Linked DNA regions of Homo sapiens: region 2 is linked to region 1. Evidence: chromatin contacts called from ENCODE Hi-C or POLR2A ChIA-PET data. All regions are on one chromosome and are shown on one strand. The core of a region is the stretch at or near the end of the contact, and the rest is flanking DNA. Distances in the headings are between cores, read along the strand shown.

The links. Hi-C counts contacts between places; a loop is a spot of excess contacts on that map. ChIA-PET counts read pairs that join two places held with the same protein, here RNA polymerase II (POLR2A).
Region 2: a loop to region 1 is called in a map of posterior vena cava, with 14 times the contacts of the local background. The contact joins the enhancer-like site here to the promoter of AKAP6 in region 1. A Hi-C loop is called at or near these places in 1 of 168 maps with a recorded cell type or tissue (posterior vena cava). POLR2A ChIA-PET finds 5 or more read pairs at or near these places in 2 of 52 experiments (Caco-2 and H1).

Annotation. Positions count from the first base shown.
Region 1 is chr14:32,322,979-32,330,716 of GRCh38, forward strand. AKAP6 (A-kinase anchoring protein 6) reads left to right here and starts at 6,320. Exons shown (of 14, transcript NM_004274.5): 1 at 6,320-6,430.
Region 2 is chr14:32,403,470-32,411,033 of GRCh38, forward strand. The region is part of intron 1 of AKAP6 (A-kinase anchoring protein 6); the gene reads left to right. Among named protein-coding and RNA genes, the nearest start is that of AKAP6, 78 kb to the left of the region's middle. Within about 2 kb of position 4,727, at least 5 of the 41 ENCODE cell types and tissues checked have a DNase peak (open chromatin) inside an H3K27ac peak, as active enhancers do.

The sequences.
Region 1 (7,738 bases), core at 5,070-7,569:
AATAATTTCTTCTTTACATGGCTACCTACATAAAGCAGAGGGATGATGAGCATTCAATAACAATAGCAGCCACACAAATGCACTGTGCCTAAATATCTGATGTCCAAATATTTTTGGCCTCCAAATACTCTCAGAAAACATAGAAAGTGTATGGGTTGAAGCAGCATCCACAGTCAGCATGGGCTTATGATCATATAGGCATGTGGTTAGAGTGTTTGAATACTTTTCTATTTTGTGAATGAAGGTCTTTTTTAAAGCCAAAATTGGGCGCTATTGGTAGAGGATTCACTAAACCCTTTCTCCTTCTGCATAAGATTTTGACGTTTGGTTAACTCTGTAACTCTGTTCCCTTGAAAACAGTAAAATGTCAACCATGTTATTGGGTAACATTGGTTAGGGTAAAAATGACCCTTGGTTAGTGAAAATGACTGCCTTGGAGAAGGGGAATTTACCTGGTCTGGCCCTGACTCTGCTCTCCAAGACGGGCTGTTTGTTTACTCTGTCATAGCCCTGTTCCATTCATTATATTCCCTGGCTACATCTGAAATGGGAGATGAGGAGTAAGCCCTCCTTAGTAGCTAGTTTGAGATAACTATAAATTCTAAGAAGAAGCTGTAGTTTTGGGCTTCTCTGAGTGCAATGACTCTTGTAACCAGGTGTGTCTCTTGGAGGGATCTGGAAGTTATGCCTATGAAGTTGTTACAAAGATATTGGTTCCTGTGAGGAATGAGGTTTTCAAGGCCGGGCACTCTTGAACTTGCCTAATGTGTTCTTACCTGAGTTCTTAAACTGTCACCAGGGGGCCAGATAGAATAGCTTTGGACACTGTATAGATTGTTCCATGGATTACCACAAGACTCCAGAGAAGAGGAATGCCTGATGCTGCTCTGTTGGCAAACTCTCTGAGTAGGCTGGTGCCAAATGTTGACTGTGATAGTCTTATACACCTGAACGTTCAGTTGAGCTTCAGAAGACTCAGTGAAGGTATTGCAGACACATAGGTAAAATGCAGCCTGAAGCAAGGATCATATTCCTGATCTCATGATGTGGCAGAACTGGATAACTATGCATTTTAGCTGTTTCCTTTTCTCTCATGGCACAAAGCTAAATTCTATTTTCCAGCTTATCTTGCAATAGGTATGGCCATTTGACCAAGTTCTAACCAGTGGAATGTGGGGTGGAAGTGAAGAAGGGTACTTCCAGACCTAGCCCATGAAAACCTCCCCTATACCATCTCCCATCTTTCCTCAATTGGTCAACTTATGCCCAGGAATGTAAGGCATTAGAGGAAGGTGAAACCTCAAGAGAGAGGTCTTGAATAACCACATAGAAGGTCATCTGCAGTCAGGAATATTCAGTTAGAGTTCAAATGAATAAGACATACACAACTATATTTAGCCAGAGTAATTTAGCAGCTTAGCTGTGAAATCCATTAGTACTTCCTTAACTAACAGACACATTCCTCAGATCTACAAATTTTCTCATTGTATACCAAGAGATGCAGGCCTGCTGCATTTTCAGAAATGGCTTTAAGATTTTTTAAAACCCTAGCATGCAAACACAAGATGTATGTTTACATCATGAGTTAATGATTTGGAAATAATACTAATTTGCTTTTGAAATAATAAGAATTTGGAATACAACTTTGTCTTTGTTCATATTTTGCTGCTATAACAATATCTAACACTGAGTAATCTATATACAAAGAAGTTTATTTGTTCTGGAGGCTGGAAGTCCAAGATCAAGGGGTTGCATCTGGTGATGACCTTCTTGCTGAATCATAACATTGTGGAAGAGATCACATGGTGAGAGGGTGAGAATGCAGAGATGGAAAAAGGGGGCTGAACTCCTGCAGTCACTAAATTACTCCTATGATAGTGGTATTAGTCTATTCACGATGGCTCCACCTCTTAAGTATCATCACAAGGGCAATTAAGTTTCAACATGAGCCTATAGTTCCAGCTACTTGGGAAGCTGAGGCAGGAGGATTCATTGAGCTCAGGAGTTTGAATCCAGTCTGGGCAGCATATTGAGATGCCTCCTCTTAAACAAACAAATAAACAAACAAACAAACAAAACCAAACCCAGAAAACCAAACCCATGAATTTTGGAGGGAACACTCAAACTATAGCCAATGCCTACTTACAAATAGGAAAAAAATGACCAGGAGGAAACATTTCTATAAATGTTGCTGTCTGCAAATGATACTACCAGATTTCTGTCTTGTCAGTTCAGGATGGCAGAGAAAGATTGGAGGCAGACTGAGTTGTGCTGAAGGTGAGAGAAGTTTTATTTTTTCCTTCTTCTGCAGCCGCAGGCTGAATTGGAGGTTTAGTGGTGTTCTAGCTCATTGCTGTTTACAGTCATATTTACTATGTTGCAGATGGACACCCAATGGAACATTAGTCTATGAAAAAAGGATTCTGTGATTAAATATAAATTAGGAAAATACTGCATACTATATTTCTACAGGAGAGTCTCAATGCATATTAGCAGATTGAAAACTCTTAGAAAATCTGCAACCTATTTAATAAATGCTGATGGGAAAACTGGCTAGCTACATGCAGAAAACAGAAACCGGACCCCTTTCTTATACCTTATACAAAAATGAATTCAAGATGAATTAAAGACTTAAAACCATGAAAACCCTAGAAGAAAACCTAGGCAATACCATTCAGGACACAGGCATGGGCAAAGACTTACTGATTAAAGCACCAAAAGCAATTGCAACGAAAGCCAAAATTGATAAATGGGATCTAATCAAACTAAAGAGCTTCTGCACAGCAAAAGAAACTATCATCAGAGTGAACAGGCAACCTACAGAATGGGAGAAAATGTTTGCAGTCTACCCATCTGACAAAGGTCTAATATCCAGAATCTATAAGGGACTTAAACAAATTTACAAGAATAAAACAACCTCATCAAAAAGTGGGCAAAGGATATGAACAGACACTTCTCAAAAGAAGACATTTATGTGGCCAAAAAACATATGAAAGAAAAGCTCATCATCACTGGTCATTAGAGAAGTGCAAATCAAAACCACAATGAGATACCACCTCACGCCAGTTAGAATGGCAATTATTAAAAAGTCAGGAAACAACACATGCTGGAGAGCCTGTGGAGAAATAGGAACGCTTTTACATTGTTTTGGGGAGTGTAGATTAGTTCAACCATTGTGGAAGACAGTGTGGCGATTCCTCAAGGATCTAGAACCAGAAATAGTATTTGACCTAGCAATCCCATTACTGGGTATATACCCAAAGGATTATAAATCATTCTACTATAAAGACACATGCACATGTATGTTTATTGCAGCACTATTTACAATAGCAAAGACTTGGAACCAACCCAAATGCCCATCGATGATAGTCTGGATAAAGAAAATGTTGCACATGTACACCATGGAATACTATGCAGCCATAAAAAAGAATGAAGCTGGAAGCCATCATTCTCATCAGACTAACACAGGAACAGGAAATCAAACACTGCATGTTATCACTCATAAATGGGATTTGAACAATGAGACCACATGGACACAGGGAGGGGAACACCATACACCAGGGCCCTTCGGGGGGTTGTGGGCAAGGTGAGGGAGAGCATTAGGACAAATAGCGAATTCATGCAGGGCTTACAGCCTAGATGATGGGTTGATAGGTGCAGCAAACCACCATGGCACATGTATACCTATGTAACAAACCTGCATGTTCTGCACATGTATCCCAGGACTTAAAGTAATATAAAATAAAAAAAGAAAGTCTGCAATAAAGGAACATGTTTTTAACACTGTCACTTTATCATAAATAATGATATATAATATAATCTTGTTAGAAAATTTATATTTTATTAAATTATAATTTTATCTATAAATGGATAATTTGTTCAGAATAAACTACCCCAAAATCTTGGTGGTGTTTGTTTCTCACTCATTGCAGCCCAGTGTAGGTCAATAGGTAGTTGGGAGAGGATGGTTGAGCTCCATGCAGTCATTCAGGGACCCAGGCTCCATCCACAATGTGTGGCCATTATCTTTCTGGGCTTCAGAGTTCCACTGGATTCTTTGCATCCAGCTAGCAGGACAGGAAAACATGAAGAAGAGACACTTGGTCTTAGCCACCTTTGGAGTTGATGGTTTCCACTTCTACTTCCGTTTCATTGGTGAGTGCCATTTTGTGGGCAAGCAATTTAGCTAGTCCAGGTTGCTAAAAGTTTGACCTGGCCTCAGGTTTGATGAGCCATCCATTTCTTCCCATCAAATGATTGACTTGCTTCTGGCAAAAAAGATTAACAAGATTCTTACCATCTTGAGAAGCCATATTCAAATCTGGAACACCTGCTCCCACCCTGTCCTCTCCTCTTTATAGCATGTGGATTTCAGCTCTGGAAAGACTAATCTTGTTCTGTAATAGGTCCATGTCTCTTTATCTTCTCCAGAGACTGAAGGGTTCTTCAGAGGTATCTTAAAGAGTCAGCTTACAGCAAATGAGGTTGGAGGCAGTGGTTGAGAATGGCTCATCAGTCTGGGCTCTGGGCTTCTTATCTTGCCTCAACCAAGGCAGTCCAGCTTTGATCTGTATCATTAAAAGAAAGGTTATATTACTAATGAAAAACCTGAAAACTATGGTTATTAGCTAAATCAATCATCTCTGCAGATGAAAAACTTGAGGCCCCAAGAAGTTAATCAATTGGCCTGATATCACACAGATGCTCTAGGAGGACCTGACATTTACAGTTGGGTTTCCTGACTCTCAGATCTGTACTCTTTGTACTGGGGTAGCTGCCTGCTACTTCTCCCCTTGTGTGTGGCATGTGGTCTGAGGTCTAAGATAAAGGGAGGGAGTCAGGCTCTGCTGATGCCACAAAGGACCTAAGCAGGCAGATTCACCTCCTGCTTTTGGTCTCTTAATTCCTCTCTAGATGAAGCAAGAACAAGTCTGTCTTCCCATCTAGGGCAGGGTTGCTCTGTGCGAGGCTGATGGTGCACGCTGCTGGGATATTGGCACTTCTCAGGCATTTTATTAGCTCCTGTTTACAGAGACACTGCCTGAATTCCTTCTGCCACTCATCCCACACCGCCTATGCTGGTGGTTAACAGTGCCATTTTAAAATCTCAAGCAGGAGGAGACAACATAATTGTCTCATGTTTTAAGCTTTTGGAATGTTGTTCTTTTTCAGAGTTGTGAAGACGGAGTGGATACAGGTCAACTTGATTCTGCTTTTCTCTATCAATGGCCTGCAAATATTAAATATGCAAAACATAGGCTGCTCTGTCCATATCTCCTTCTCCCCAGTTCTCACCACATGACGTTGATTTCTGCTCAGGACTGGAAAGAAGTGATTGCTTTAGATTTGCTTTTCTTTTACCAACTGGAGAAATGCCTTACCGTGTCTTGTTTAAATGTGGCTTTTCACACAGTTCCAGCTTTTGGGGTTGGGGAGGGGCACAAATAATCTGTGTGGTAGGCAGTTTTATTGTTCAGAAAAGAAGAAAACAGACCCCAATGTTTGGAATGCCAACGATTTAGGAAGTTTCTAGCAGGTCTGCTACTTGTTCCAACCACTAGGTTTGATCCCAGAAAAGACTCACATGCGTTTTGGCCATGAGAAGGAGGGGTTCCCTGCAGGCCAAAGGAAGGGTCAGTAGAAGTTGAGGGTGGTGTGTTGTGCCCCTCTAGATTCCAAACTTCCCTTTGCTGCCTATCTGATGACCAGGTGAAAGCTGGGTTTATTCTGCATGGGAAGGTTCTGTGGGTTGGTGTTCATCAGGGAAAATAACCAGGACAGACTTCATTGGCCAAGGGTTTGCCCATGTTTTGAGAATTAAAACTTGTTTACTTGAGAGTTAGAGTCATTTGGTCAGCTGTTTATATTCCATTTTTAATTATTTTTGTGCTCGCTGTTTTGTTCTTTTGGTCTTTGACAGATGAGCAAAAATTCTTTTTAATAACTTTTAAAAAGCTATCCCAGTGCTGACCAGGGAGGAAAAAGTGATCAAATTGTCTAATAAGGAAACATTGTACATTTCAGTTTTTATTTGCTTAGTACTAATTCTATTTTCTCCTCCCACCTTTTTTTTCTAAATGTATAACAACAAAGGGGGAGATAATTTTTGTTTTTTCCAAAATGCTTTCAGGGAAATCCCTTTTAAACCTATGGATTTTAGTCCAATGAGGAATCCTCTTCCTTTGGTCTAAATTTTGCATATCGTCTGTTTCTTACAGGGCTTCCGTATTGTCTCAGGCTCCACTGGAAATGCAGCAAGGATTCCTAGCACATCCCAGTTGCCATAGCAACAGCAGTCTTTCCCATAATGAGCTGCATCATCTGAACTGATGTCACAGCATCATGCAGCAGGTCAAACAAGGCATCTCCTAGTATTGCATCCTACAGATGTGCTGTAAACATCAAAAGAAGACGGTGGGATCAGGAGATGGTGAGTGTTAAATGTCTGGGCCTTAATTGCACGGCTGTTTTGTTGGTTAGTCGGTGTCTGCTAAGGCGGAGATTGGGGGATGTTGTCTCTGCTTAAAATGGACTGGGGAAAGAAGGGCTGTTTTACCTAAATCGTTTTTCAGGCTGCCGGGTTAAGACAAAGGCCTGTAAGAGTCATATAGGAATTAAAATATGTAGAATTATTCTTGCTCCAGCTCTGTCTGTTATTTTTAAGTGTTCTTACAGAATTTTTCATAAACATAAGATGATTTTTCAATTGCAAAACCCCAGATAAGCTTTAAAATGAGTAGTTAACAGTATTTAAGCATTGTAAAAATATAGATTTCTTTTTGGGAGGCAGAGCTAATTGGCCCCCTCTTTGCTCTTGTGAATTATGAAATATTCAGTGATTTGCAGTATGAAATTCATTATTTACCTCGGTTGGGTTTCAGTTTCTTCATGGCAAGGAACAAATGCTGAATAAGCATTTGACATAACCCTGATGTGAAAGGGGATCTCTTGCATATTCAAGACAGAATTTATTAAAAGCATAAAAACCTAAACCAAATGAAATTATTTGAGCCTTTTGATCTATATGGTAGTTCTTCAACCCATGTCCTTCAGAGTTAGTTGAAAGACTGCCACATATTTTTCCATCTCTAGCTAGTCTCTGAAATAGCTGGAGTTGTTTGCAGGCTGACTTGTAACTGAGAAAGGAACAAGTCTCCTCTCTGCGGCAGTTGCAGTGAAGGGTAACCCTGGGAGAGCCTCTGAAGTGGCAGTGGTGTTGCCATCCCTTGCTTAACTTTAACAAAAATCTGGGTATGATGAATAAATATCAGGGTCCTCAGTGGTTGTAGGGATTACAGACCTCTGGACTCAGTCATAACCTCAACTCAATTCCAAAACTCTAAACACGTATCATTTTCATTTCAACTCCTAGCTCTGTTTTTAGGCATCTTTATTATTATTATTATTTTCTAAAAAATTAGTCTGACAGTGTCAGATAAGGAGCAGAATGTTGCCTTTTGTTTTGGGAAATGAAATGGATTTCCCTGGTACAGCTGATTGCTACTAGGGGAGAGAAAGGAGGAGGCACATGTCAGTTCAATTGATCAATATGTCCACTTAGAATCAGGGAGTGGTCTTGTGGCTTAATGCTGCCAAATTGATAGTTTTTACTCAAAAAGTCTTACACGAAAGAATGGCAACCATTGAATTCCTCTTCTTTTAGTCTGTTTATTGGGGCTAAAGAGATATATCATGGAAAGCAGGAAAAGCAATACCTTTAGCTAGCTTGGAGTGATTT
Region 2 (7,564 bases), core at 3,477-5,976, 79 kb after region 1:
TTAAAAGGACTGCGTTCTGAAGTTCTGGTAGAGACAGTATATCATGGTAGTTAGATGTATGTGCTCAGAGCCAAGCTTGTGCTTGTATCTCAGCTCTGTTACTTACTAGCTGTGTGACCTTGGGCAAATAACTTAAACCTTCCCAGTCTCAGTTTCTTCATCTGTAAGATGGGAATAGTTATAGTGATCTACCTCTCAGGGTTGCTCTGAGGATTAAATGAATCAATGCATGAAAAACATTTAAAGCAGTGCTTTGCACACATATTAACAGTAAACATAATGTAAGTGTTAGCTATTAATATTGCTGATGCTTTTGTTGTTGTTCAACTGTAGCTCTCATTTTCATGAATACCGATTAGCCATGGTAAATGTATCTTCTGCAGCCCTTCTCACCACCAAATTCACTTCTGAGTCATCACATTGAGGTCAGATCAGATTGTTGAATTATTTTGCAGAAATTATGTGGTTTTATTGTCTGCTAGGTGTAATTCTAAGTTTTCTTTCTTGTGTTTGCTTGGCATTTTGAAATCAAGTTCTCACGCTCTGAGGGTATTTAAGTCATTTAAAGATTACCAGGCTAAAGAATCAAGATCCTTTGAATTTCAGTGAATGTACTTTTTTATCCCATGAAATATTTTTTTTGAAAAATATTAACAAAAATATTCTAAGAAAAACTTTTAGTAGAGTCTTTTAGTCATCTTTATAGTTGTAGTTAACTTGGAAAAGGAAAAAATGAAATGCAAAGGATTCTGACAGATTGAAGTCACTGCTGCCTGGAATTAATTCTTTCCATTAGCCTTAATATTAACCCCTTTAAAATGATGAAAGGTTTTGGTTAATCCTAGAATTCTTAATCCCCACCTTTTGGAGAAGCAGAAAAAAATACTGAAGTGATTTTTGTTGGGGGAGTGCTTATGCTAAGTGAGGCAGTTTGTCAGATTTTACTTTTATGAGTTGACTGTCAAGCATTTGAGAAGGGAGGGTGTTTTTTAGAAGGCTGTGCTGCAGCAGATTCCTCAGCTAAGTGCACATCCTGTGATATTTCCCCCACTCTTCCCTGATCAGTGAAATTGCAATTAAATAACTAATATCAACTGCTCCATTTCCATGATCCTCAGAGCCTATGGAATTAGAATATACATATTTAAGGAGGAGAAAATTTTCCACTTGATGTCTAGGATAATGAAGAGTGATGGAGAGTGGGGTTATGAGGAGTCAGGAGATATATATATATATATATATTAGTCAGAATGTCAGCAGGAAATAGTTGATACATGAAAATTGGGTAATTTTCAGAGTTAAAATAAAACTAAATTTATAAAGGTGTGGGCTGGGTATAGGAAAAGTACAAAGGGTAGTGCAATATTCTTAGGCTAGTAAGGTGAGGGCAGTGTCTTTCCATCCCTGGGTCTGAACTGGCAAGACAGATGGGCAAGCAATAACTGTATTCCAGGAGGGAGGGAGGGAGGGTGGAAGAGAGAAGAGAGAGAGAGAATGTTGAGAACTAGCTGTGTGGGGAGGGCCCCTGATGACAGCTGTGACCTCTGGTCTAAGTCAAAGTATGTTGGCAAACTAGAGCAAGCCTGCAGGGAGGGGAAGGGATAAATGTCCTAACCTCACTCTTCTCTTTTCCTAATCTCAAGCCAGTGGTCCTGTATGAACCCAATCAGAAGCCAGAGGGCAGAGGGCAGAGCTTGCAGCAAATGCCATTCTGGGATCATTTTGTACCATACTTTATTCATATTCTCCTTCCCTGGATGCCTCCAACTCTCACCCAAGTGCTTCCATTTATGTACCTTCCTCTTCTTCCTGCTTCTGCATGCTCCATACTGGCTGACACCTAGAGCAGATCATTTTAAATACCCCTCCCCTTGCTTGTACAGGACAAAATTATTTTCAATAATGATGTCATAATGATTGTTTTTTTGACTCATTCTTAAATTTCACAACAAATATAATTGACAATTTTAAAAGACTAAATTACAATGTTGACATTATTCAAATTTGGTAAAATATTTCATGTATAATCTCAAATTTTCATTTACCAAACAAAAATATTTCAGATTTCAGTTTGCAGTTCATTCTCTGTTTCATTATGATATGGTTTGATTGTGTCCCCACCCAAAATCTCATCTTGAATTATAATCCCCAAATCCCCACGTGTCAATGGTGGGACCAGGTGGATGTAATTGAATCATGGGGGCAGTTTCCCCCATACTGTTCTTGTGATAGTGAGTTCTCATGAGATCTGATGGTTTTATAACCATCTAGCTTTTCCCCTGCTAGCACCCATTCTCTCTCCTGCCACCCTGTGAAGAGGTGCCTTCTGCCATGATTGCAATATTTCCTGAGGCCTCCCCAGTCATGCAGAACTGTGATGAGATTACCCGGTCTCCTGTATTTCTTCATAGCAGTGTGAGAATTGACTAATACACACTCTTTTAAATTTTAAACATAAATTAAAAATTCCAAGTGTCCATGAAGAATGACAGAATTGATATAACTCAAGTTTCAGTTCTTCCTTTTGAAAATCAGTTTCTAATCTACTGTTTAAACAAGGAATAGGTAGCACTCTGGAGGCCAGAGGTAGGAACTGCTCCTGCAGCAAACTTGAATGGTTCTAGACCCTTAGAATGTATCCTGGGAAGGAGTGTAGCTGGCTTTAAGTGTGTCAGGACTGATAGTGTAACGAAAGCTCTCTGAATTAGCTTCCATGTAGAATAGAATACAATTTTTTGTTTGTTTGTTTGTTTTGAGACAGAGTCTTGCTCTGTTGCCCAGGTGGGAGGGAGTGCAGTGGTGTGATCTTGGCTCACTGTAACCTCTGCCTCCTGGGTTCAAGCGATTCTCCTGCCTCAGCCTCCCGAGTAGCTGGGATTACAGGCATGTGCCACTATGCCCAGCTAATTTTTGTATTTTTAGTAGAGACGGGGTTTCCCTATGTTGGCCAGGCTGGTCTTGGGCTCCTGACCTCGTGATCTGCCCACCTTGGCCTCTCAAAGTCCTGGGATTACAGACATGAGCCACTGGGCCTGGGGAATACAATGTTTTTATAAAGAAAATTTTAAAAAGAGAGAGAATTGGAGGCTTATATGTTGTTAAAATTGCAGTAATTCTTAGTTTAAGAATGTTAGCCCTGGTGTTAATAAAAAGCAAGTTGACTTTTGGTCAGTTTATTATTGTTTTACAATTCTCCACAAACAATTCAGTCCCTTATTGTCTATACCCTGGGCACAGCAAAGTAAAGTAGAAAAGAAAGAGAGTGAATCTAGGGGCCGCAGGAAGGCAGCTTACCCAGGACATTAAGTTATAAATTGAGAACTTTCCAAGTCATTCCTTATCTGTTTTCATGAAATTGTCAAGCCCATTAGTGTCTTATCCTTACAGATTTTTGTGACAGCCATGTACTTGTGGTGAGTGCTTGAGTGGGGATGATTATAACAAAATGGAAGAAAGATCTATAATTCTACATAACAAATGAAAACCTTGGAAGTTCTCTTTTTGCCGTAAGACTGCTTCCTAGAGCTTGTGGCAAGTGCCATTCTGGATCATTTTATACCATACTTTATTCATATTCTCCTTCCCTGGATGCCTCCAACTCTCACCCAAGTGCCTCCATTTATGTGCCTTCCTCATCTTCCTACGTCCACATGTCACAGGACAGGCTGGTTCCTTTTTCCATCTTGGCTTTCCTTTCCCATCCCCTTCTTGGCTACCCCTGTTTCCTTCTTCTTTCTTCACTGGACCAGACATGAATTTGTTCTGGGAACTTTTACTAATCTATGGAAAAGGTTGTTAATAGGCTTCATGTCAGATGTTCAGTTGCTTAGTAACCCAAAGGACCTCCTGCCAAGTTTATGTTCAGAGAATTAGACAAACCATCCAGTCCCCACTGTTCTCAGGCCTGGGCTGCATCAGCTCTCCAGCTCGGCTATGTGTGAGGAGATCCCCACACAGGCTCAGAAAGGAGCCTCAGCCTCCACAGAGCAATGAGTGTGAGGGCAGAGTCTGAGCCTACCTGGCCCAGTCTGAAGAGGAATCTGGGGAGGCTGACCTGAACAGATGTGCAGGCATGTTTTCAGAGCTCCTAAAACTGATATTTACTGCATGTTAGTGAGGTGGTTTGAATTTTTCAGTTTCTCTGCTTCTTCCTTTGTTCCGCTTCCTGATCTATCTCTCCTTCTCATTTCAGTTCCTAGTGTTTTTCAGGAAACCCATGGTTTTAGACTTACAGGCTCTCTATCAAATGGTACCATGTAGACTTAGAGCAGTGGAGTAGTACTCATCTCTTGTTGCCAACCTCCACAAACACACAGAAACCATACAAAATCCCCACGGATTCTGGATTAGGATGTATCAACGTGGAGGAGAAGGGTTTCTACACTGGTAGGAGGAATGAATCTGGGTAAAATAATTGCTTTTAATGACCGCTAGGAGTTTAGAAACATCCTACGGCACAGCAAAGAGTTTCCTTGCTGAACTGCAGATGGTGTTTATTGCCAGATGATGTGCAGAAAAGTGCCAGATGATTAGGCTCTTTCTAGGGGATGTCAGAATCTTCCATAACCCATGCAAATAATTGGCTTTCTAACACCCCCAGACTGTAACACAAGGGAGGTAGGAAAACTTCTAAGAAGGTAGTTATCATGGCATGAGTAAAAATTTCTGTTTGCCACACCATGGCTAGCAGCGGGGAGTGGGTGGTTGAACAAGAACTCCTCCAAGACTCTGGCTGGCTGGGAGCCAGGATTCTTCAACTGGAAATGAACAGGGAAGGAGGGGAAAAGAACAAAAATCTGCTGAGGGATAATAAAAATTTTAATGATTCTTCAAATGTTGCATTGTCTTGTAAACGTAGTTGTAAATTTAACTTTAAAATGACTTTTACTCAATTGGGTCAGAGACGTAAAAATGATTAAAAGAAAGGAATAGGTCTCAGATTAGCAATAATATTTGTACAAAAAGGTTTTCAGTGTTCAGAGTAATTGACGGACTGGTTTTGGGTGATGGTTTTAATTACTGGGAGCTTATATATAATTATACAATTTATAATATATAATATATAATTTATAAAATTATATAATTTTCAATGAGCAACCACTCTAAACATAAGGATGAGAGCTCAGGTATCAGCTGTGGAGTTTTTCTTAAGAATACAAGTAAATTGAGTGTGACCTGACCTTAGTCTGTTATTGTAACCAGAGTTACTATTCTTTGCTCTAGTCTAGAAATATCTCCAAGTAGGAGATATGTGTAGGGAAGGTAGATGATCTTTGTGCCTTCACTCTAATGGTCTTGGAGTAGGAATGTAGATCATGGTTTGATGGAGGGATATTGGTGATGGGTGGGGCTTTCTTATCCATGGCAAGGAAAATGCTGGTGAAAGGCTTCATGTGTGGCATGATTAGTTGATATAACCCAATAAGATTAGTTTATATAGGCAGGGTGTGGTGGCTCACCCCTATATCGCCTGTAATCCCAGCACTTTGGGAGGCCGATGCAGGTGGATCACCTGAGGTCAGGAGTTTGATACCAGCCTGGCCAACATGGTGAAACCCTGTCTCTACTAAAAATACAAAAATTAGCCAGGCATGGTGGCATACGCTTGTAATCCCAGCCACTCAGGAGGCTGAGGCAGGAGAATCACTTGAACCTGGCAGGTGGAGGTTGCAGTGAGCCAAGATTGCACCACTGCACTCCAGCCTGGGCCACAGAGCAAGACTCCGTCTCAAAAACCAAAACAAAACAAAAAAGATTAGCATATGAACTAATTCATACAAGATGCCCTTCACTTTGAAAATGCCAGCTACCTAGATGACTAGGATGTTTGAAGGGAGTTAGATACAGGCTTAGACATATCTTAGGGACTACAGAACTACACAGATGACAAAGGAGCCCAGAATTCTTGAACTGAAACAGATGAGTTAGAGAGAAAAACAGTTTTTTTCCCCTTTAAAGGCTAGACTAGTGTATAAAAGTTATAAAAGCAGACTTGGGCACCTTTCTAGGTGATTCACAACTGAACCATCTTCTTCAAAAAACAGTAGCCCCTTATCCTTGAACATGTTCCAGGACTCTTGAAGTGGTGATTCCTTCCTTGGGCAGGAGGTTGACAGATGGCTTCTGAGGTTCCTTTCTATCTGAAATTGTGTGGTTCTCATTAAAAAGTTTTTCCTTATATTCAAAATGTATTTCACATAGTAATATGGCCTAATAACAAAGATTTTCTTCCTCTTCTAATTTGAAACTGACAATAAAACTTGTAAACAATGTGAAAGGTAATAAAATTCTACATGTTCCAACTGATGTCAGATGCTCATCTCTTAAAGACCAGAACCTCAGAGGCATTCCAGGAGAGTCCACTTGGTTTACTCACTTCTCTTGATTATGTATGAGGACTAAACTCTGGCCTTTTTTTTCTTATTTTGCCCAAATCCTACCTAAGGAACCTAGGGAGTCATGCCCTGCAAACCATAAAGTCTCATCAGAGGGGTTTTATTTAACCCTGTGTAACGTGGCCTGCTTTCCAACTTGACTCTGGCATAACATCACATAACAAATAAGGAAGGAAATCAAAATGTTTTTACCCCAAATATATTTCCTTGTCATATCTTGAAACTGCCCTGCAAAGTCACCTCTTCTGGGAAAAATCGACATTCTGTAGAGAATCCCCTTCCCCTCCTTTTTTTTTCTTTGCAGATCCAGGAGATAATCAACTAAGAGTCAGGCACCCTTTTAAGTCCAATAAGAAATATTTTATAACCTATTCTCTCTGAAGTCTGCTGTCTGAAGGTTTCCTCTGCACAATAAAACTTGGTCTCCATACCCCTTTATCTTAACCCAAACATTTCCTTTCTGTTGATCCCAGGTCTTTAGATAAACTTAACCCATTGTCAACCAGAAAAAATTTAAATTTACCTATATCCTGGAAGCTCCCCACTTTGAGTTGTCCTGCCTTTCCAAACCAATGTACATCTTAAATGTATTTGTTTGATGTCTCATGTCTCCCCAAAATGTATAAAACCAGGCTGTGCCGTAACCACCTCAGGCACATGTTCTCAGGTCCTCCGGAGGGCTGTGTCACAGGCCATGGTCACTCACGTTTGGCTCAAAATAAATCTCTTCAAATATTTTATAGAGTTTGACTCTTTTCATTGACATGTATAATGAGACTTTTTTTTAAAGATTATTATTAAGATAACAAATGTTCCTTGAGTGAGAAAGAGCAAACTATTTAGATATTTATGGGGTAAAGTAAATCTCGATTTATTGCCCATAGGTAGACCATATTAATAGGTTTTTTGTTTTTGTTTTTTACTTTTTAATTATTTTGGGATACTCTTAACTTTAGATGATGTTGTTAGAAAGATTTTTTAAAAATTTAGATTTCATAAAATAATCTTAGTTGAAAACAGCTAAATCACACTATGCTTTTTAAATTGTTAATTCAAGCATAAATTGTAAGTGCATCTGTGCTCAACCATGCATAACTTGAACTAGTATCCATTAATATCTAAGAAGCTGATTTGAAACTCTGAGTATATGAGAGGGAATTGTCAGCTAT